2 separate regions of the Homo sapiens genome follow, and region 2 is linked to region 1. A link is a loop called in an ENCODE intact Hi-C map of the cell type or tissue named here. Cell type or tissue: IMR-90. All regions are shown on one strand. Links, peaks and the distances in the headings refer to the core of each region. The heading gives the core; the rest is flanking DNA.

Region 1 (11,255 bases), core at 2,196-10,195:
ATTTTACTAGGCCAACTGCAAAAATCTCTACATCTGAAGACCCTACACCCTATGACATCAGTGCTTTTGCTTCACCTCAATTTTGTTTGTTCATTCATTCAATCCATTCATTCATTCACATATTTGTTAAGTGTTTATTATGCCATATGCTCTAGATACAAAGTTTTTAAGCTTTGGTTCTGCACCCAAACAACATAAAATTACAAAACAAAGAACCCAAAAGGCTGATCCATTTTGCTGAAGAAAAGCCTGAAGAAAAATTATGCAGATTAATTTAGACAACAAAATAAATACCTGTTAATTTGGAGGAAGAACATAAAAACATGTTCCAGTTGGGAACAATAACCACAGTTCTAAGTATTCCAAAAGTAATTTTAAATCGTTCTAAAAACAATTCGTTTAAAGTTATGTATTTTTTAAAAAAGCTAGAAGGCTGGAATCAAAGACAACTATTATAAAGGCTCTCTTTTCTTTATTTCAATCTTAAGAATAAGCATGTCTTTTAAAATTTTACAAAGTCATTAAAAGACACTTATTTCAAGCCCTAAGAAGCAAAATGATTTTATGCTATGCTTAAAGTTTGTTAGTAGTAAAATATTTTCTAATAAATAAAAATTTGGAACTAGGATGAGAGGAAGGAGATAAAAATGAGTGAAAATTAGAAGCAAGCATAGAAAGGCAGAGAACCAGTTATAGAAAAGAAAGCATTTTAATATAACTAACAGGTCTGCATTTTTTTTTTAAAAAAAAAGCATACATATGACAAAGTATGATCTTCTGAACTGCTTGTTTCATTATATGGTCAAACTAATCATTCCATTTACAACATACAACCCTTGCTGCTTCTTCAACCCCAAGAGCTTCCATTATCTTTTTGAAAAGCATCTGATTAAAAACTCCACCATAAAACTAGTATGAGAGTAAAGACGAAAACTCCAATGTGTCCATTTCACTACATGAATCCACAAAATGGCTGGCTGGAGATACGTTTTGAACTGATAAAACTAGAAGTCTTAAAGGCAAATTCCATTTCTTAACATTCTCAAACCCATAATTACTACAAACGCTTAAAAATGTAAAATGTTATAGGACTATTTTGACTAGGACTTTAACATTAGTAGCAATCACAGATTAAAATAAAGATCCAATTTCTTAGTAACATGACAAAAAGACATGTCACAAAATTTTAATTTTGAACAATCCTAATCCATAGTGAATGCCTAATTATTTTAATTACATATTTATGTATTTTCATAACATAATTATGTAAGTTTTTAGAATTAAATGTTTTATTAATTTAATTCTCCCCAATTTTAAAAAGTACCAATTATCCAAACTAAGGTAAAATAATTTTTTAAACTGATTTTTAAAATGACTGTGGGTCAGTTTTCATCAACAAACTCTACAAGAGTTGTACGAATTCTGAAATAGTATTTACATTTCACGATACTGCCCACCAGGGATTATAAATTGTCAATACAGATAGTGGGCTTTCTAGACATAAAAATATAAATTATCTAAAGATGATGATAATATATCAAAAGAAATACACCTCACCCATTCAAAACTAAATTCTTAACAGGACATGTTAACTTGCGAGTAAAACGTAGAATTATCTATAATAAACCCACTTAACTACTGAATTTGAGATTTTCTGCTCCATTGTATCCCTCTAGCCTCTCAATGAGGGTTGCTCCCAGCAGATAGCTAAGAGTTTGAGCCCCTTTCCTAGTTTAAAATAGAAAATTATCAAGTACTGATGACCATTAGCAAAGGAATAACCAGATTTAATAGCTTAAAAAAGTCACGGAAAGAAATATCTGGTCCACTTTTGTGAGTCACAGAATCCTTTAAGAACCTGACGAAAGCCATATCCCACCTCATAAAAACATACATAGGTAAATATTCAAAAACATTTTACATTGACTTTTATGGAAGGTAAAATGAGTTGGAGAGCTGAGTTCAGGGATGGAGGGGTTGTATCATGTACCCCCACCCCGCCAGGAGCTGCTGATTAAAAGGCCTGATGAAGAAATCTACCTTAAGATCTTCAAAAAAGAGAAGTTATATTCTTTACTGAAAGTGCTACAAACATAACCCTTTAGGTGGTAACTGCTCCTTTCATTAGGAGCAGGGGGTGGGGGCAGGAAACAGGACGGTAGACATTCTGCAATGCAGACCCACACAATGAAGTACTATGTTCCCATTGCACCGAATTTTCAAATACTCCTCCAGAAATTCATATTGGTGAAAAACCTCTTTTCCAAGTATTCATCTATTACGTGAACAGGAAAAATGTGTACTCTTTTCTTCAAAATGTTAAAAGGTGAGTTCACTATTACTGAAGACTATTCTAACAATAGCAATGCCACTCATCATACCTGAATCACCAATACAACACATCTGAATTAGTCAGCAGGCATCTGTAGGTAACACATTCACATGAATCTACCTATATTCACATGAATCTACCTATATGCCCTAAAACGGCATATTCTTATTTTGCCCTTTTAACAATGTTAAGAAAACTGTCAGTACTACTCGGATAACTCTTATTTCTCTTAAATCCAAACTTACTCACCTTAAGTAGATACAAACATCTGACTACTGTACCTACAAACTTAAGTAGGGTACAAGTATCTGACTACTTCATTATGTCTTCTAGTGTAGTCACGCCCAAACATTTACACTTAAAATGAGCATTCCATTATAAAATTACTTCCTTTTTTTCCCCTTATGTTATAGCTAGGGCAAATATATTTTAACATTTTTAATTACATATGTTGGTCATTTTATATATGCATTTCATTTCAGGATAGCAATAGCATTACAAAATATAAAAATGAGTTATGAAGTTAGAGTTAAGAACCCCTGAATTAAACCAATAATCTGCTTCACTAATTGAAAATGTATCCTTTGTAAGCCTTAGGTGATTAAACCATCAAGAGAAACAAGTGGCCACCATAAAAGTCAGGATAATGGTTAATCCTGCAGTGGAAGTAACTGGGAGAGGGTAAAAGGAGCACTTTGCCGAATGCTAGCCAAGTTCTATTTCTAACCCTGGAGGTGATTATATGAGTATTTAACTTTTGATAATTCCTTGAACTGTATATATCTTTTATTTACGAAAAACAATAAAAATGTTTTTTCAGAAAAACTGATCCTTGAAATAACCTTGAAAAATTGAAAAAACAGTGAAAAGCAGTTTTGATGACAAAGTGAACATCTGATGCAATTTATGTAATAAATAGGTTTAGAGGATTTCTAAAACTTAATCCCTATAAATCAGGGAAATCCTATCATTTGCCCAATATGAATGCTTAGTTTAACATTTAGGAAACAATTTTTTAACTAGTCCATTTTAATCAAAAGTATTGATAGAAACTTATATTAGAGATATGTCACTGTTTATAATGAACTATCCCATATGAAAAAAGAAAACTGCATACGTTACATTTATTTGCACTCTTATATTGAAAAAAATCTACAATTAAAATACTTCTACCTTTCAATTATGTGGCTGTTGTTCTTTGGAAGCCCTACCATTTCCTGCCACTAAGTATTCTGTCCCAACTCCTCTACAGCTGTCACTGCCATTAAGCCAAAATCCTACTCCTAGTCCCAAATTTTTACAATCAAACAGAAATGTAACACATACATAAATGTGGCCTTTGAGTAAAAAAGTCTGAACATAAGTTTTAAAAAAACTTAGAGCCTGACATGTCAAAAATATTAGAAAATTTTAAGGCAGCTCACCCAAAAGTCAGTCAAGTGAGACTGGCCTGCCTCCTTTGCCTAAAAACATTTTTCCAGCAGGAAATACCCTTTTTAGTCAGTCCATATGTGTAAAATTCAACCATTCAGAACAATGACTTCCTTTTAAATAGCGGGACCTTTATTCTCCAAACCACCCAGTCTTAAAAGGAATCCCACTAAGCTAAGAAGAGCTATCAAAAAAAAAAAAAAAGAACCACTGTAACAGTTCTTAAAAACTGTTATCATTCATCCATATTTTGATGTGAACTACTGATGACAAAGTTACCTTGAAAGGCTGAGTTGAGTTCAGCTGCAAAGAGAATCAATTGTGGAGGAGGGGAACAGCTAGCTTTTCCCCCAACATTTTATTATGAAAAATTTGACAAAGAAGTTGAGATAATTATATAAACACTCATACACTCATCACTCACATTCTACGATGAACATTTTGCTGTATTTACTTTGCAGCATATCTATCTGCCCTGTCCAGACATCCACTTAATTTTTGATGCACATCAAACTAAGCTGAAGACACCAATATAGTCACTCCTGAACATCTCAGTATGCATATCAACTTTAGTATTTGTTTTCTGTTAAGAGAATAAAATTTTAATATGGGATAAGCAGTAGTATATCACACAGAGCATTTCAGAAAACAGAAAACACTTCTAAAATGTAACTTAAGAATAAACAGACAATGCACATGAACATTAATTTATGAACTCTGTGACCCCCATTTAGGCTAGTTACTCAGAGGTGTGTTTAGGAGACAATTCTCCATGGGCCTCTAGCATTTCTGCACATCTTGCAAGAAGTAGTCCTGGGGGTTTTTACCCAGGCTATCTTTTCAAGAATGTATTAAATAGTGAACTGTCTTAGAAGACAACACCTCCCTTCTGAGGAGAGGGGCAGGTTTGTTCACTGACCAATATAATCAAGATAAGGTCTTCTACTGGAACAAAGGTCAGGTAGGTTTCTGTGCAGCCCACTATGAAAGATTCCGGTTCTCTAAGCTCAGGGTTTCTAGTTATGATGCAAACTCACTATGTGAGTAGCATCTACCCGAACACCTCTGTCACCTCCATGGAACTTGAGGAGGGCAAGGAAAACAACACAAATATAAAGCCCATTCCACTTGCAGTGCCATGAACAATGATGTCCACTGTCTAACTCAGGAAATCTCATGTCTTCTACCAACATCTACAAAACTGCAGCAGGCTAAATTTTCAGTCCCTTCACAGTTCTTGACAAGGTCTTTGTAAATTCTTAGCTATGCAGTGCAGACTAATGAGGAAGGCTGGGTGCTCTGCTCAAATACACAAACAATGTAGCCACAGCAATGCAGGTGATGACTACCTTCAATGTTTCTAACAGGTTTTAGCTAATTAAGTTGTATCACTGATTAAACTGTTTCCCAGTTACACAAGGGTTATGCTGCTGAGTATCTGTGGCATCATGTTAAGGTAATCATATATACAAAACATATATTAATACTATATAGTACACAGAATATCTACTAACGGAACAGCTAGCGTTTATTGGGCACTCATGTATCAATAACTTTGTATGAACTATGTTATTTAACCCTCACAAGTCCATGAAGTAGATACTTTCATTACATTTTAATATACCAAGTTTACAAATGATTCAACTTAGAAGGTAAACAGTAGTCCAAGGTCATATAACTCAAAGCAATGAAAGTGGGAAGTCAAACCAGGTCTGACTCTAGGGCCTGAACTCTCATAAATTTTGTACGTATAACCAAACGGTATTTATTTTCTAATTCATAAGTATTCCAGGTAGACTTCTGCCACAATAAAGCATGAAAGTGCAGTCAAATTAGCAATATATGAAAAAGATTTTTAAATTGATATTGTATTTCTCTTGGTCACACAGGTCAACACTGAACACTTCCTGAAATAAGTATCAAGCACTCAAAAAATATTTTACATTTTTACATCCAAGAAAGCCCTAAAACATTCTTATTACAAATTTTTTAAATGATGTCACTTGAATTTACCCTTACTGTATGTTTTTTTCAAACACATTTAAATATCAGACTTGATGTAAGCTCCATGAATAGGTCTTTGTTTCGTTAGCTGCTGTATCCCCAGCAACTAACACAATGCCTGGTGTAGTAGGTACTGAAGAAATATTTTTGTATAAATATTTTTGTACAAATAGAGTAATACTTTCTGGGAAAAAAAATGAGTCTTAGTTCTATTTTTAAAAACTTAGTCATTGAAGCACTAAAACATATCTCTTCATAAGATTTCACTAACATCATAAAAGTATGGATCCTGAGATTAATGGAAAAGCAAGACTGCACTATTTTATTTAAGCCTCTAAGGGCTTTAATTACTGAAATTGCCTCACTGTCCATATTATACAATCATATTATACAATTATACAAACATATTATACAATCATATTATACAATCAGTTTATCCATACTATACAATCAACAGTTTCAGAATGTATCATGAAAACTCTCCAAAATCCACTTAATATGGTCATGTAATCATTTTTTATAAACCAGTATTCCCATTCTGGGAGCCTAAAATTACAGTATGAAAAAGTTACCAACCGGAAGGGACCATGTCTTTTACTTCTTTTACACCATTTTCATACAGTGTAGTATTGTTCTGGTCGTATAAATACTCATCCATCACCTTTACATAAACACGTACCTAAATAAAAAATGAAAACACTTCTTTCCATTCTTTTGGCAGCCTTCTGGGGCAAGGGAGATGCTCATTTTTGTTACTGATGTTATACTATGACTTTAAAAAAAAAAAAAGCATAATGTAGTATGTTCAATCTGAGGCTTAACAGCTAAAACCATTACCTAGCTGATGGACCTTGGGTAAATCACTTCCCCTCTCTATCCCAGTCTAACCTGCTTCATTTTAGAATTTGTAGGCAAAATGATCTCTAAGGCTTCTCTCATGTCATGTGACATTGTGATTAACTTTACTTACCACCTTAAAGAACGTCTTCTACCCGGTGGTAAAGATGGGAGATAATTCAATCTTAAACCCATCACAGCTTTATTGACATTTCATCTTAAAAAACTACCTTAAACGTTTTAGGAGTGCTTTTTAAGGTATTCTGATGCATACACTGCTCAGTCTGACCTAAACAATCCTGGTGACATAATCTTGAAAACAAGGCAGAGAAAATAAACAATAGTCTTAACACAGAAGTGGAACACTTTGATTTGCAACATTTCATACCAATTTTATGTCCCTCCACTCTAAACTTCCAAAGAACAATAAGATGTACACATACGTAAATTATTTGTAAAAGAACAATGTTAGTGTTCAAGAATGAACGTGAAATTAGTGCATGCTACTTACTAATAATTTAACATCTTGATTAAAATAGAAACGAGCGGTCCACATCTAAAGTTTAAGTTTTTGGATTCTAGACAGGTAGGATGTAAAGAAATAGAAAAGAAGGTACATTTTCAGAGAACCTGAAACAAACTTTTTTTTTTATTATTTAGATCTAAAGTTTTTGCTAGGGGAAAATATAACATGAAAAAATGATCACAATAATCTTAACTAAAAACATACAAAATACAAATATATAATTATACACAGCATAGCTATAAAAAGTTTATCAAAATGTTAACAGAGGTTATTTTGTGAGATTGAGTAATTTTTATTGGCTTTATAATATCTCCCATCCAAGTACTAACCAGACCCTGCTAGCTTCCGAGATCAGACGAGATGGGGCGCGTTCAGGGTGGTATGGCCATAGACAGCTTTATAATATCTATACTTTTTCCATTTTCTAATTTAGCACTGATTTTATATAACAAGGGACTTTTAAACATGTACCCATAGTAGCTTAATTTGCTTATAAATCCTCTTACTTGTAAAATCCTGGAAGAAAAAACTGAAAAAATTCAGAACCACAGATTTTTTGGGGATCTGTTGTTAGTGAGGTTTTTCTCAGTGGGAACAGTACTCAGAAAACAAGACCAAGAGATTCTGGCCCTACAGGCTTTAAAAAGTAAAATTTTTTCACAGGAAAAACTAAACAGGAAACACTGTATGATTTAAAGGCACCCTATGTCTTTAAAGTATGACAGTCACTCCATGTCATATTATTCAAGAATTAAAATTATATACATATTCATATACACTTCACACATATACACACATACATGAAACATACAGCTACAAAAGAGCTGTCAAAACATAGGCCCATGAGAAATTTGTCAAGTTATACTATAAACATACGTTTAAAAGTCCTCTCATAGCAACAATTCTTTTTTAATTAACATCCCTACTTTTTAACGGTAATTCAATCTAATCATTTCCTTAAAATGCTAAAAGTTTAAAAGTCCTCTCATAGCAACAATTCTTTTTTAATTAACATCCCTACTTTTTAACGGTAATTCAATCTAATCATTTCCTTAAAAAGCTAAAAGATACGTAACTAAACTTCTCACTCCTTTAAATCTGAATTTTCAGAACAGTATCAAACATTAGTGATAACTAGTTATAAAGAACATCCAAACACCAGAGAAAAGCAGCTAAGCATGCTATGGTATATTAATGATGCATAAGTCAGCAAAAATGATACGGAGGTTTCTTTTATAAGCATTGAAGACACTAGTTTAGACTTTTTATAAAGTGAAATATGTGTTACAGAATAACAATTACAAAGTGAAATATGTATAACAGATTACAGAATTTATTTTTTATAAAGTGAAATGTTAAAGAATAATGTGTTACAAATATGGCTTCAGAAAATATCAAATTCAATCTCATTTAAGCAAAGAATATTTTATTATTAAAAAAACCCATACTGAAGAGTTCATCATAAAGATGTAAGCAATTCAATGGCACAGGAAATGAAGTATAACTGGCATCACAGGAAGAGGCTGTATTCAAGAGAAACTAATTCCTGGGATCAAAAGACCTCTCTGCCTACGTTTCTCTGCCTTTTTTCTCTCAATTAGTTGCTTCTGCTTGCCACTGGTCCAAATTAGCCACTGTTTTGTCTCCCAGTCCATATGACCTTGAAGGTCTGAAACCTATAACCATCTATTTATAGTTGTGTTTCAAGGTGAGCCATCAAAATTTTGACTGGTCAGTCACCAGCATATATATTGGCTGGCCTTGAATCTAGATTATAAACAGCCTCTTCCTGTGAGACCAGGTATACCTGATTTCCTATGCCATTGAGATTGCTCATTAATAAACTCTTAAGTGTGATTTTGTTCTTTGTAATAGACTAAATATTAGAGGATATCAAAGAATTACTGTTAATGTTATTACGTGTTAACAGTATCATGATTATGCAAAGAAAATGTCCTTTTTTGGTTATAAATGCAAACTCAAGTATCTAGGGATGAAATGTTATGCTATCATTCAGGATTTGTTTTAAAAATACTGAGGCAGGCCAGGTATGGTAGCTCATGCCTGTAATTCCAGCACTTTGGGAGGCTGAGGCAGGAGGATCGCTTGAGGCCAGGAGTTCAAGATCTGGCTGGGCAAAATAGCAAGACTGTCTCTACAAAAAATAAAACATATAATAATTAGCTGGGCACAGTGGCATGCACCTGTAGTCCTAGTTACTCAGAAGGATCGCTTGGGCCCTGGAGTTCAAGGCTGCAGTGAGCTATAACAGCACCACTGCACTTCAGTCTGGTGTCAGAGTGAGACCGCTGCAAAAAAATACAAACATGGAGGCAAACAAAAATATATAAATAAACACGTATGATTATAGTAAAATGTCAATTATTAAATTTATATTTAAATTTAATTTACTAAATTAACGCATACTGAGGTTCATATTATAAGGTGCTCATGTTTGAAAGTTTTCAAACGTTTAAAACTTACTAATTTAAAACTAATTTGAGTCACATTTCAGTTATAAAATGAATTAAACCAGTAAACAAGCATTTGCAAGTTAACAGTCCTCTCGCACATTTAATTTTTTTCCAAAACTAACTTTATGATCAAAAGAGAGCAAGATCCATCCTGTATCAACTTCCACCTCTGAAAGGCAAATAAGATTTCACTAAATGGTCAGTAAAGGTAAGATAAAAAGAAACTATGTTGAGATGATGCATATGTCAATTTGCTTCACTATAGTAACCATTTTACTATCTATATGTATCCCATAACATCATGTTATATGTATACCTCAAATATACACAATGAAATCTTTTTAAAGGATTAAAAGTATAGTTTTCCCTATTCTTTATATGCATTTTTCTGCTTCACAGAAAAATAGCATTTTCTTTTTGTACTCAATTGTCATATATTCACACAAACTTTTAAAGACAGAACACCCAAGAAATCACCTAGTCCTAACCTCTTACTTTACAAATGAAAAAAACACAAACATCAAACAACCTACCTTTAGGGTTAGTCAGCTCTTTACAAAATAGCCTACCACCCCTTTTCTGGAAGTACAAAATTTTGAAAGCACTATTACCTGCAAAAGCAGGTGAAAACTCCAACTGAGTCAAGATCCAAGACCAAAAAATAAAAATTACTGGAGAAATCATCTGAGTCTTATTAATTCAATCAACACTTACTGGGCAATCATTTTATGATGCCAGAACTTGTTACTACAAACATTAACAGGTATATACTCAGAGTTCATAGTATAGTTTGGGAGGGGAGAATATGTAAGCCTAACTACTATCTAATGTGAAAGTACTGTTATTACAGGTAAGCACAAGCTTCAACAGTGGCATGAAGGCTCTGACCAACTTGGACTGGTAGAGTATCAACGACTTCTCAAGAGGAAGTGATTCTTGAAATAAGAGGCTGCCTGACAGACGTGAGGGAGGACAATATTCTAAGCAGAGCCTGTGCAAAGCATTGCAGTGGCCTGGAGTGTTTGGGAAAATGGTTTCATATAGCCAAAGTTATGGACAGAAGAAAAAGAATAGACACTGAGGCTGGAGAGTTAGGCAGTGGATTTTGGATTTTTCAAGTACATAGTAAGAAAACATTTAGAGTTCTTCAATCAAGGGACTAACAGTAACAGCCTCCTTTTTCCAAAGCGTAGTTCCAGCAGCAGTGTGGAGGACAGGGTAAAGAGCTGACAATAAAGGAGGCTGGGCACAGTGGCTCACGCCTGTCATCCCAACACTTTGGGAGGCAGAGGCAGGTGGATCACTTGAGGTCAGGGAGACCAGCCTGGCCCACAGGGCAAAACCCCGTCTCTACTAAAAATACAAAAATTAGCCAGGCATGGTGGTGCACGCCTGTAATCCCAGCTACTTGGGAGGCTGAGGCAGGAGCATCGCTTGAACTCGGGAGGCAGAGGTTGCAGTGAGCCGAGATAGCGCCACTGCACACCACCATGGGTGACAAAGCGAGACTCCATCTCAAGAAAAAAATGAAAGAAAGAAAGAAAAGAAAAGGAGATGTCTGCTGACTAGTAAATATAAAAGGACCTGAAGTAAGGAAATTATCCAAAGCCCAGACCTTTTCTTAAGTAACACACCCATTTAACCAAATCCA
Region 2 (11,255 bases), core at 1,992-9,991, 330 kb after region 1:
GCCTGGCCCCATATTAATTGTTTCTGATGTCCTTTATTCTTCTGTATAGATCCAGATTCTCATCTGGTGTAATTTTCCTTTTGCTGGAATGGTTTGCTTTATTATTTCCTATAGTGCATGTCTGCTGTTGATGATGTCAGTTTTTGTGTGGCTGAAAAAAATCTTTATTTCAGCTTCATATTTGAAAGATGTCTTGTTTCTTAGGTATGGAGTTGTAGGTATTTTTCTTTATGTACTTGAAAGATGTTAATGTCTTCTGGCTTGTATTTTAGATGGAAAAGTCTCCTATCATTCTTTTGTTTTTCTCTATGTAACATGAGTTTTTCTCCGGCTGCCTGAAAGTTTTTATCACTAGCTTTAAGCAATTTGATTATATTGTGCCTTGGTATACTTTTCTTCATGTTTCTTGCTCATGGGTTTCATTGAACCCCTTGAATCTGTCTGTAGATTGATAGTTTTTACCAAATTTGGGAAAATTTTGTCCATTATTTCTTCAAATATATTTTATATCTCCCATTCTTCTTTGGGGACTCCATTTGCACATATATTTGGATGCTTGGAGTTTTCCTACAATTGATTGATGCTTAATTCTCTTCCTCCCCCATATTTTTTCTGTTTCATTTAGGATATTTTTCTTACCCTTTTTCTTCAAGGTAACACATTTTTTCCTCTATAATGTTTAATCTGCTCTTGATCCCATCCCGTGTATTTTTCATATCTTTTTTTCATCTCTAAAAGATCAATTTAGGTCTTTCGTATCATCTTCCATCTCTGTTCTTAACATGCTCTTTTTTTCTGCCTTCTTAAATGTATGGAATATAGTTAAAATAACTTTCAATGTTCTTATCTGCTAATTCTATATTTTTTGTCCTGGGTCTGTTTCTGTTGTAGAATTTTTTGCCTCATGGTTTGTATTTTCCTGCCTTTTGTGTGCCTAGTAATTTTTTATTGGATGCTAGACATTGTAGAGTTTACCTTGTTGAGTGCTAGCTATTTTTATATTCATTTACATACTCGAGTTTTGTTCTGTGACACAGTTTCTTGGAGATAGTTTGTTTCTTTTGAAGCCTGTTAAGCTTTGTTAGGCAAAACCAGGAGAATTATTTGCCACTTCTTAGGCGTTTTGCCTCATTTATTTTAGAATTTTTAAAATTTTTGTTGTTGGAGACATAAACTAGTCCTTGTCCTTTGTGATAATCGAGGATTCGTTCACTTGATCGTTTCAGGTAATTATTTTTCCCAGAATACCGACTAGTTTCCTCACACACATAAACTGTTTCAATACTCACCTAAAGACTCAAAGGGACTTTCTGCAGCTTTCTAAAGTTCTTTCTCTGTGAAGGTCCCTCCTCTCTGATACTCTCCCTCTGCCAATTCTAGCTGCCTTGGCCTCCCTGAATTCTCAACTCTGTCTCCTCAACTCCAGGAGTCTGCTGGGATTATATTTGGACCCTCCTAGTGCTCTGGAAATTATTTCCAGGAAGTTAGCTGGAGGAATATAGGGCTCATTTCATTTGTCCTCTCTTTCTCAGAGATCACTGTCCAGTACTGTCTTTTGTCCAGTGTCTGAAACCATGGCTTCGTATGTTTTATCTTTTTTTTAAGAGATGGGGGTCTCACTGTGTTTCTCAGGGGCTAGAGTGCAGTGGCTATTCACAAATGCAGTTATAGAAGAGTACACCCTCGACCTCCCGTGCTCAAACAGTCCTCCTGCTTCAGCCTCCTAAGTAGCTGGGACTACAGACACTATCAGCATGCCTGGCTCTGTCATTTTATTTATTTATTTACCATTTAAGGTGTGAGGGTTAAGTTGGTTCCTGTTAATCCATCCTTTGTCAAAAGTGGAAGATCATGTTTAAGTGTTCTTTAAGTACAGAAGTTATTTTTATTTTAACAAAAGGAACTGTTGTGTTCTCTTTTTGATAATGTTCTGTTGGGAGTAAAAATGTTATCTGTTTAAAGTAGTCAGTTCTGTAAGATGGGCCCATGGTATATACACATTTACTTTAAAAACAAGCATTTTAAAATGCCCTAACAGCAATAACAGTTCATCAGGAAATGATGAATCTTTTCTGTCTCTCATATAGCAACATTTGGGAGGAGTTTCTTAGGTGGTTTTCTTTTTCTCTCTTAAGAGCTAAAGGAGCAACGACAAAATCTCATTGTGAGTGATGAACAGATTTATTTGTTTCAAAAATACTTAAATGCTTACTTTGTGCCTGGAAATATCCTGGAGATGAAGCAGTGTATGGGATAAAAATTTCTGTCCTCATGGAGCCAATAACTTACTCTAGAGAGACAGACTATAAGTAAAACAACTAATACGTACCAGATGTTGACAGGCACTATTGAGAAAGTAAATCAAGTAATGCAGGGGATAGAATAGGAAGTGCCAGGAAATAATAATAAAAATTTCTTGGAAAGCTCTTAGGGCTTTGGGAAAGGCCCTGATTTACCTCTGGATCGCATCCTTTCCAACCCCATGGTGTTTCCATCAGTAATATTTTCTTATTGCTAAAACTTCAATTTATATTTATTTGTTGACTGTTTACTTTCATTATATAACCATGTGCAACTCTGTCTTCTTTTAAACATTAGGAACAGAACAAAATAAATAATCTTTATTTTGCTTGAATGCCCTGGCTAGTAATCTAATCCAGTTTACTATATCACAGCCACAGTTCTGGAAAGTATATTTTGTATTCATTGTCTTCACTTTATTATATTTTCCTTTACCTCTTCAGTCAGGTTTGGCTTCTCGGCTTTCATGCAATGGAAAATTGCCCTTGTCACACAGCATGGCACAAAAGTACCAAATTCAGTGGGCACCTTTCAGTTCTTCCTTGACTCCTTTGGTAGTAGATGCTGTTTAATCATACTTTCACTCATTGCTTGGTTCCTTTGAAATAATTACCTTTTGGTTAGTTTTTAGCCATTCTTTCTTGGTCTTCTCTTCCTTCTCCTGCAGCTTGAATGGGTGTCTGGCCTTTTAGTTTGTATTAATACATACTTTTATTACAATGATCATTTTAAAGTAGATTGTTTTCTGTAGAATATTAGCTCTTTGAAGTCAGAAACATTAGTATTTTCATTGTTGTTTCTCCAGCATCTACCCTAGTACTTGGCACAAATGTATTTAATAAATATTTGTTTAATGAATGTAAATATATTAATGTTTTTAGCTTTCTTCTATTAAGTGAAGTTAGATACCAGTTTCATTAGCTTTATCTTCCACATTGCAGGACTAACTATATTGGTGCTTGACTTTTTGTGTGCCTATTCACAAGTTGTTAGTGTCTTGATTGAACATGTTCTCAAGACTGGTCACTTTCCTGCATACTGAGTTTCTGTAGCCTCTGACCTTTGTGCTTTTAGAGCCAAGTAGAACTTTGTGCTTATAGAGCCAAGTAGAACATATCTGTAGGAAAAGGAGAGGAGGTATCTTTTAGTTATTTGTGGCTTCTGGATTGATTCTGAGAGTCTCTTGTGATTTTTTTTTTGTACCATTCCAGAAACAGATTTGTACTGCTTCAGACAGGCAAGGGGTACATTTTAGTTTCAAAGTGTTATAAGGAGTATTTCTGATGTCTCTGATAGTTGGTGTGGATGACTACAGCTCAGAGTCTGATGTGATTATTATACCTTCAGCCCTGGACTTTGTCTCACAAGATGAAATGTTGACGCCCCTGGGGAGATTGGACAAGTATGCTGCAAGTGAGAACATATTTAACAGGTATGTGCATATTCTTTTTGTTAAAGTGGAAGTGGAAGGGTGGTTTTATTAACTTCAGTAGGGAAAATGAAAGTATCCACTTTAAAGGAGGTATTATTAACAGGCACAATCTGAGTCACCAAGTTTTATTCATAATCACAGCATGAGCAGTTTTGTACTTGTTTATTCTTTGATCCTAGTAAGCATACAACATGCTTTCTTTGCAAAAAAAAAAATTACCATTAATTACCATTGCTTTTCTGCCACTGGACATAATTTTGGTATTCATATAAATTGCTTATTGGGAAGTACATTATTCCTTCAACACATGATGTTGTATACCTGCTGTATGACGGGTGATGCTCAAGATCATTGGGTCACACAGCAGTGACCAAGAGCCAGCACTCTTCCTACTGCATTGTGTTTGTCCAGCCATGATCCCAGACCACCTATATCACACTTTTCTGGGAAATCAAAAAGTCTTGGTTCAGATTTTTTGGGTATAGCTATGCAAAACTCATACTACTAAAAATATGTAAGGGTAACATTTTGTATAATGAATGAGTGTGTTTTTTCATTGTGATAATTGAAGGACAACTGAAATGAATTTTTGGTGACTTTTTACCAAATCAGTTAGATAAAGATTAAAAAAAAATGTTGTAAATATTCAGTCTCATCTTGTTAAAATAAAATCAATACTGCCGTTTGCCACTTAGGAAATTATAGACCTAATATATGTTTTAATAATGTAATAAGAAAAAATTTTCTTAAAAAATATACAGATTTTGTCTTTTAAAATTCTAGATATCGGCCAGGTGCAGTGACTCATGCCTGTAATCCCAGCACTTTGGGAGGCCAAGGCAGGTGGATTGCTTGAGCCCGGGAGTTTGAGACCAGCCTGGGCAACATGGTGAAACAGCATCTCTACTAAAGATATTTAAAAATTAGCCAGGTGTGGTGGTGCATGCCTGTAGTCTCAGCTACTCAGGAGGCTGAGGTGGGAGGATTACCTGAGCCAGGGAAGTCAATGCTGCAGTTAGCCGTGATCACACCATTACACTCCGGCCTGGGCAACAGGAATGAGGCCCTGTCTCAAAAAATTAAAATTCTGGATATTAGCTATTGATGCCATTGAACATACATAATTTTGTTTTTTTTGTGTAGACAAATGGTGGCCCGGAGTTTGCTCGATACCTTGAGGGAAGTCTGCGATGATGAAAGAGATTGTATTGCTGTTTTGGAAAGAATTAGCAGATTGGCCGATGATTCAGGTATATGTGGAGAAAGTGAATTTACTCTATTCTAGAAAGGCTTCTTTGATCAAATTTGTGTTTCTAAAAACTAATGAACAAGTTAATGTGATATGAGATAGCTTTAAAATATTTCCTAAGTAATTATCAAACCCATCAGTGACAACAAAAGTAAAATTTGTTACTGAGACCTGGACATTTTACAGTGGGCTCATTTAGTTTAATTTTAGAAATTTCTCATCAAAACAAATCTAAAAACATTGTTTTGCATCATGTATAGTAATATTTTAGGATTAATAAAAATATATAGAATAATTTTGAATACATTAAAAGAGATGGAGGAGGCTGTAAATTATTTTAGGCAACTATAGAAAGCTTGCTTTCTGTGTGGTTTCTCACTTGCAAAAAAATGTTGATTAACCATTTGTAAAACTAAAGCTGGTTTATCTCCAAAGTGAAGATAAGAAAGTCTGCTTAAGAAAGAGGTAAACTTGATTTAAGGCTTAGAAAATGGTGATGTTAAAGTTTTTATAAATATATCTTTTGTTGTAGTAAAATATACTTAAAACTTAACACATAAAACTATTTTAAGGTAATATTAAACATATTTTTATACTTGATTTTAGAAACCATCCAAAAATCTTAAAACTTTTTCCCTTAAATCTATTATCTTTATTAAAGTATATTTTCTACCTCTGACAGACTTTTTGGCATCTCAGCAAGCCCTATTTTTTAATTTTTAGACAAGCTCATCTTTTGATGAACAGTTCATTTTAATGGGAATGTGTTAAATGTTTACATAAGCCTTAAATGTTTCTAATATTCTTACAGGGTGGGCAGAACATTTGTAGGCTTAACTGAGCAATAATCTACCTTTGTGTACATAATTGCTTATGTATGTGCTTGTTCTAGAATGGTTTTAGGAGGGGTCTCATCAAGCATAATTTTTACTTATTTTTTTAATTTGATTTAAGTTAAATAACAATTTAACATAAATTCATGGCACTGTTATAGCCTATTATGGTTATGTTCTTTAGTAGAGACAGATACTCTTTAAGGATAGATTTGTGTTTTCCTTTACCTGTTTACCAGCTCCAGAGTTTTTTTTTTTTTTGTAAGTGTGTGTGTGTGTATTTTAAAATATGTTCTCACATTGGTAAATTCATAGTAAATGTCTCTATTGACATAATTCCATTCATTCAGTATACATCAAACAGTACATACTCTATACCAGGTTCTAGATTAAATGCTAGAGCAGTTATTAAGGTGAACAAGGATTTGTGTCATCAAGTTAACAGTTTAGTGAATGCAGCCAACATATAAACAATAAATTATAATGGGAAGGATCGGGGCAGGCTTCAGAAAGTTAGTGACATTTAAGTTGGATTTGATAGATGAGGTATAGAGAGGGAAAAGGGCATACCCAGGAGGGGAAAAGATAGAGAAAGGAGTTCAAGATGGTGGCCCCTTTGGTCAACAATGAGGCCAACCTGACAATGAGACTAACCTGCTGAGTTTCCAGGTTAGAAAAATTAGGCTGTTAAGTAAGTTAGGTGAGGGCTAGATTGTAAAGGTTTATAATAAACCATGCTGATGACTTTACCTTTTTGTGATTTAGAACAGTGTAGTGTAGCAGTATGAACTGATATGGTGAAAAAGATGGGTGACAAGAAGACTTGATTGGAAGACTATACCAATTAATTGGGTGTTTTTGTTTTTGAGACAGAGTCTCGCTCTGTTGCCCAAGCTAGAGCAGAGTGGCGTGATATCCACTCACTGCAACCACCCCTGCCTCCCAGGTTCAAGCAATTCTCCTGCCTCAGCCTCTCGAATAACTGGGATTACAGGCATGTGCCACTACACCCAGTTAATTTTTGTATTTTTAGTAGAGAAGGGGTTTCACCATGTTGGCCAGGCTGGTCTGGAACTTCTGGCCTCAAGTGATCCACCTGCCTCAAGCTCCCAAAGTGCTGAGATTACAGGCATGAGCCACCGTGACCAGCCAGTTAATTGTTATAAGGATGAATTGTTGGATAGAAATTGAAGTACTAGGAGGGATTCCAAGGCTAACCTCTGGATAGAGTGAGGAAGAGAGAGGATTTGACCCTGAGGTTTCTAATTTTTAGGACTGGGCTTATTGTGATAGCTGGGTAAGATAAAGACTATTGAATAATAACATAGCTCTGAAGTGAATGAAATATGTATCCTTAGTTTAGACAAATAAGCAGCTGAGAACCTTTCGGTCTTCTGCCTTACCTTTCATTAGCTTTTATCTTGATTTTTTTATTCCCCAAAATTTACCATCTGCTTTTATTTTCCCCCGGAATGGATGGATGTATAGTGGTATCTCATTGTGGTTGTAATTTGCATTTCCTCAGTAACCAGTGAAGTTCATACCTGGTTATACACTTACTGGCTATTTGGGTATCTTTTTTTTTTTTGGAGATGGAGTCTCACTCTGTCACCCAGGCTGGAGTGTGGTGGCATGACCTTGGCTCACTACAACCTTCTTCTCCTGGGTTCAAGTGATTCTTCTGCCTCAGCCTCTCGAGTGGTGGGATTACAGGCATGCACCACCATGCCTGCCTAATTTTTGTATTTTTAGTAGAGATGGGATTTCTCCGTGTTGGCCAGGCTGGTCTTGAACTTCTGACCTCAAGTGATCCACCTGACTCAGCCTCCCAAAGTGCTGGTATTACAGACATGAGCCACCATGCCTGGCTTCTTCTTTTTTGAAATGTCTAAGTCTCTTCCCCCTTTAAAAAATTGGTAGTCATTTTCTTACAGATTTACAGGAATTCATTCTGCATATGAGCCGTATGTCATTTATGTGTATTAAAGATATCTTTTTCACTCTGTGGCTTCTCTTTGCACTCCGTGATGCTTCTTGCAGAAGAGAAGTGTTTTTCCTTTATGGGTCATGCCGTTTGTGTCTTCTTTGAGATTTTTTCCAATCTCAAAGTCATAAATATCTTTTCCTGTATTCTCTAACACAGAGAAGCCTTATTGTTTTTTGCCTTGACATTCAGATCTGTATTCCACCTGGAATTTATTCATGTGCGTGATACAAAGTGGAGGACAAGTTTCATTTTTTTTTTTAATGTGAGTAGCCAGTTGACACAACTGGGAAGACCATCTTTCCCAGTTCACCTTTTAATAAATCGGTTGTCTGTACATGCATGCGTCTGTTTCTGGGCTTTATTCCCCTGCCCCGCCCCATTAGTCTATTTGCCTAAGCGGGGCTTTGAAGAAAGAAAAGTTGCTGATTTCATTTTTAACTGAAACCATAACTTGTGTCCTCCTTTTGCTTCAAAAATATAAGCAATTGTCAGTGTTAACTTAGAAAATTCAGCATCCATGAGAAAAGCAGAGGCCTGTATGTTTACTTTTTTAAAAATTAGGTTTTTCTTCAAAACAGAAACACTCTATTTTGTTCATATCTGGCCAACTTCACATGGTACAACAGTATAATAGAAATTCCAGATATTGGTTTGTTGATAAGATTCTGAGCTTTGTAAAATACAGTATTATCTACTTAAAGGTATGTTAATTTCTCTGTTGATATCTGAAATCCTAGTAGACACATTCATACATATTTACTTTAATGTAGCTTTATTAATGCATAATAATAATGGGTATCAGAGTTCTAGTTAGGTCCGATACAATGACTTGTTACTGATAATCCATCATGTCTGTCTGTATTTCAGTCACTTGCATGTCTTCTATGAATTGCCTACTTGTATCCTTATTTTCTTTCTTATTATTTATTTGAACAGTGTGTTCACTTCCTAATACTCTGTTATACATGAATTTGCTCCCAGGCTGTTTTCCCTTTTAACTGAGTATTGGTATCTGTTATCTATAATAAAGTTTTTTTGTTTGTTTGTTTTTGAGACAGAGTCTTGCTCTGTTGCCCAGGGTGGAGTGCAGTGGCGCGATCTTGGCTCACTGCAACCTCCACCTCCCGTGTTCAAGTGATTCTACTGTCTCAGCCTCTGGAGTAGCTGGGATTACAGGCATGCACCACCACACCTGGCTCATTTTTGTATTTTTAGTAGAGACAGGGTTCACCATGTTGGCCAGGCTGGTCTGGAACTCCTGACCTCAAGTGATCTGCCCGCCTTGGCCTCTCAAAGTGCTGGGATTACAGGCACACCCAGCCTATAATAAAGTTTTTATAATGTATAATTAGTTGGTCTTACGGTTGATTTTTGGATTTTGTCTTCCCACCTCAAGATTGAACATTTAATATTATCTTTTAGTACTTTTGATCTTTATGATGTGCAGTAGGAACTTTTGTTCCGTGCTAACTAGCTGATTTTCCTACTGTTGCTTCTTAGACATTTCATCTTTTTGAAGCCCAGAAATTTGAAATGCCATATTTCTCACATTTAAATTTGCCATATGCACTTGGGTCTTTTCAGGTGTTTAAAAAATATTTGTCATCTTTAATTTTCATTTACCCATTTTTAGTCTTAGTTAAGTCTAATTATATATCTTTCATTTATTGACTAAGTTGAGATTAGGAACTAGTTTTTATGACTTGTCCTAGTAGGTTCTTAAATAGTGGAATTTATGGATAATACTATGTATGTGTCAGAGTATTGATGTAAATATCAGATAGGATATTTAACCCCTAGCACAGTGTGGCACAGTGTAGGTGATGAATAAATTTATTTATTGTTAAGAAATGGTTAGATACTCAGTGCATACTGTGAACAACAGAAGCTTGGATTGAAGATAAGGTCCTCCTTTCACTCATGGGATTGATCTGTGTATGATTCTGAAAAGGAATGCAGAATTAAAGGATGTTGTCTCAAGTCCTTTATATTTTGAAGATGAAAGTCCATAGCCTTCCTAAGTACCCTCAAGAACAGATAAAGGTTTTGTTGCTGCAGGAGAACATGTTTGCTCACATTGCCGTTATTTCAATAGAACCAACTGTGAGAGCGGAGCTGATGGAACAGGTGCCTCACATCGCACTGTTTTGTCAAGAAAACCGGCCTTCAATACCATATGCTTTTTCAAAATTCTTACTACCTATTGTGGTTAGATACCTTGCAGATCAGAATAATCAGGTAAGAGTACCATTTATATGTTCTTAAAAGAAATTTACGTAGTGTAATATATGGAGAATAGCCGAGCCTAAGTGTTCTCTTTGGAATGTTTTACTGTTTTTCAAAAATGAATATTTATCTTAGACAAGATGTGTTTAGAGTCTGACAAATCTAGTAGATCCCTTTAATGCCATTATGGACAATGCCTAGTAACTGCACTCTCACTTGGTAACCTCCTAGCGGTCCCTTAAAAGGTTTGTTACTTTGTGAGGCATCTTTTACCAGGATGGCTCTGTCCACTTCCTCTGTTACAGCACAATCTACGAAGTTCTGTAGTCTTTGTAATAGTTGAAGAAAATAAACACAAATATTTATTTGCGGAGTTTTGCCAGTTATGGGTCCCTTTGAGATGAGAAATCTTTGTTTATAAAAATCAAGTGATAGAATTTTGTCATGTTGCATATGTACTTTCTTTGTGTTGTTATTTTTCTCCTAGGTGAGGAAAACAAGTCAGGCAGCTTTGCTGGCTCTGTTGGAGCAGGAGCTCATTGAACGATTTGATGTGGAGACCAAAGTGTGCCCTGTCCTCATAGAGCTGACAGCCCCAGATAGCAATGATGATGTGAAAACAGAAGCTGTGGCTGTAAGTCAAATGCCATTTTTCCACTTATGCAAAATGTGGCTGATAAGAGGTGCTTATTAAAAGTCAGGCCGGGGTTAGGCACGGTGGCTCATGCCTGTAATTCCAGCACTTTGGGAGGCCGAGGTGGGTGGATCACTTGAGGTCAGGAGTTGGAGACCAGCCTGGGCAATATGGTGACACCTGGCTCTGCCAAAAAAATACAAAAATTAGCCAGGCATGGTGGTGTGCGCCTGTAGTCCCTGTTACTTGGGAGGCTGAGGCAGGAGAATCACTTGAACCTGGGAGGAGGTGGAGGTTGTAGTGAGCCAAGATCAGGCCACTGCACTTCAGCCTGGGCGACAGAGCAAGACTCCGCCTCAAGGAAAAAAAAAAAAATTAGGCTGGGCTGGGTGCAGTGGCTCATGCCTGTAATCCCAGCACTTTGGGAGGCCAAGGTGGGAGGATCACTTGAGACCAGGGGTTTGAGATCAGCCTGGCCAACATGGCAAAACCCCATCTCTACTAAAAATACAAAAAAAATTAGCCAGGTGTGGTGGCACATGCTTGTAATCCCAGCTACTCTGGAGGCTGAGGCACGAGAATCATTTGAACCT

Evidence for each region. Hi-C counts contacts between places; a loop is a spot of excess contacts. Peaks named below come from ENCODE experiments on the same cell type or tissue, not always from the same donor. Only the 100,000 strongest peaks of a DNase experiment are listed, where the experiment ranks them.
Region 2: a loop joins it to region 1, with 2.6 times the contacts of the local background. A loop is called at or near these places in 2 of 110 quality-filtered maps.

Annotation. Positions count from the first base shown.
Region 1 is chr18:9,920,187-9,931,441 of GRCh38, reverse strand. All of the region lies in intron 1 of VAPA (VAMP associated protein A), which reads right to left. It also overlaps the pseudogene RNA5SP450. Among named protein-coding and RNA genes, the nearest start is that of VAPA, 12 kb to the right of the region's middle. RefSeq lists a silencer at 4,636-4,930. In IMR-90, for the core only: no CTCF peak of the experiment used is centred there; a DNase peak (open chromatin) is centred at 5,871.
Region 2 is chr18:9,587,496-9,598,750 of GRCh38, reverse strand. PPP4R1 (protein phosphatase 4 regulatory subunit 1) reads left to right here. Exons shown (of 20, transcript NM_001042388.3): 3 at 3,598-3,733; 4 at 4,877-4,983; 5 at 9,898-10,040; 6 at 10,516-10,662. Among named protein-coding and RNA genes, the nearest start is that of PPP4R1, 21 kb to the left of the region's middle. In IMR-90, for the core only: no CTCF peak of the experiment used is centred there; no DNase peak of the experiment used is centred there; H3K4me3 peaks cover 523 bases; H3K27ac peaks cover 551 bases.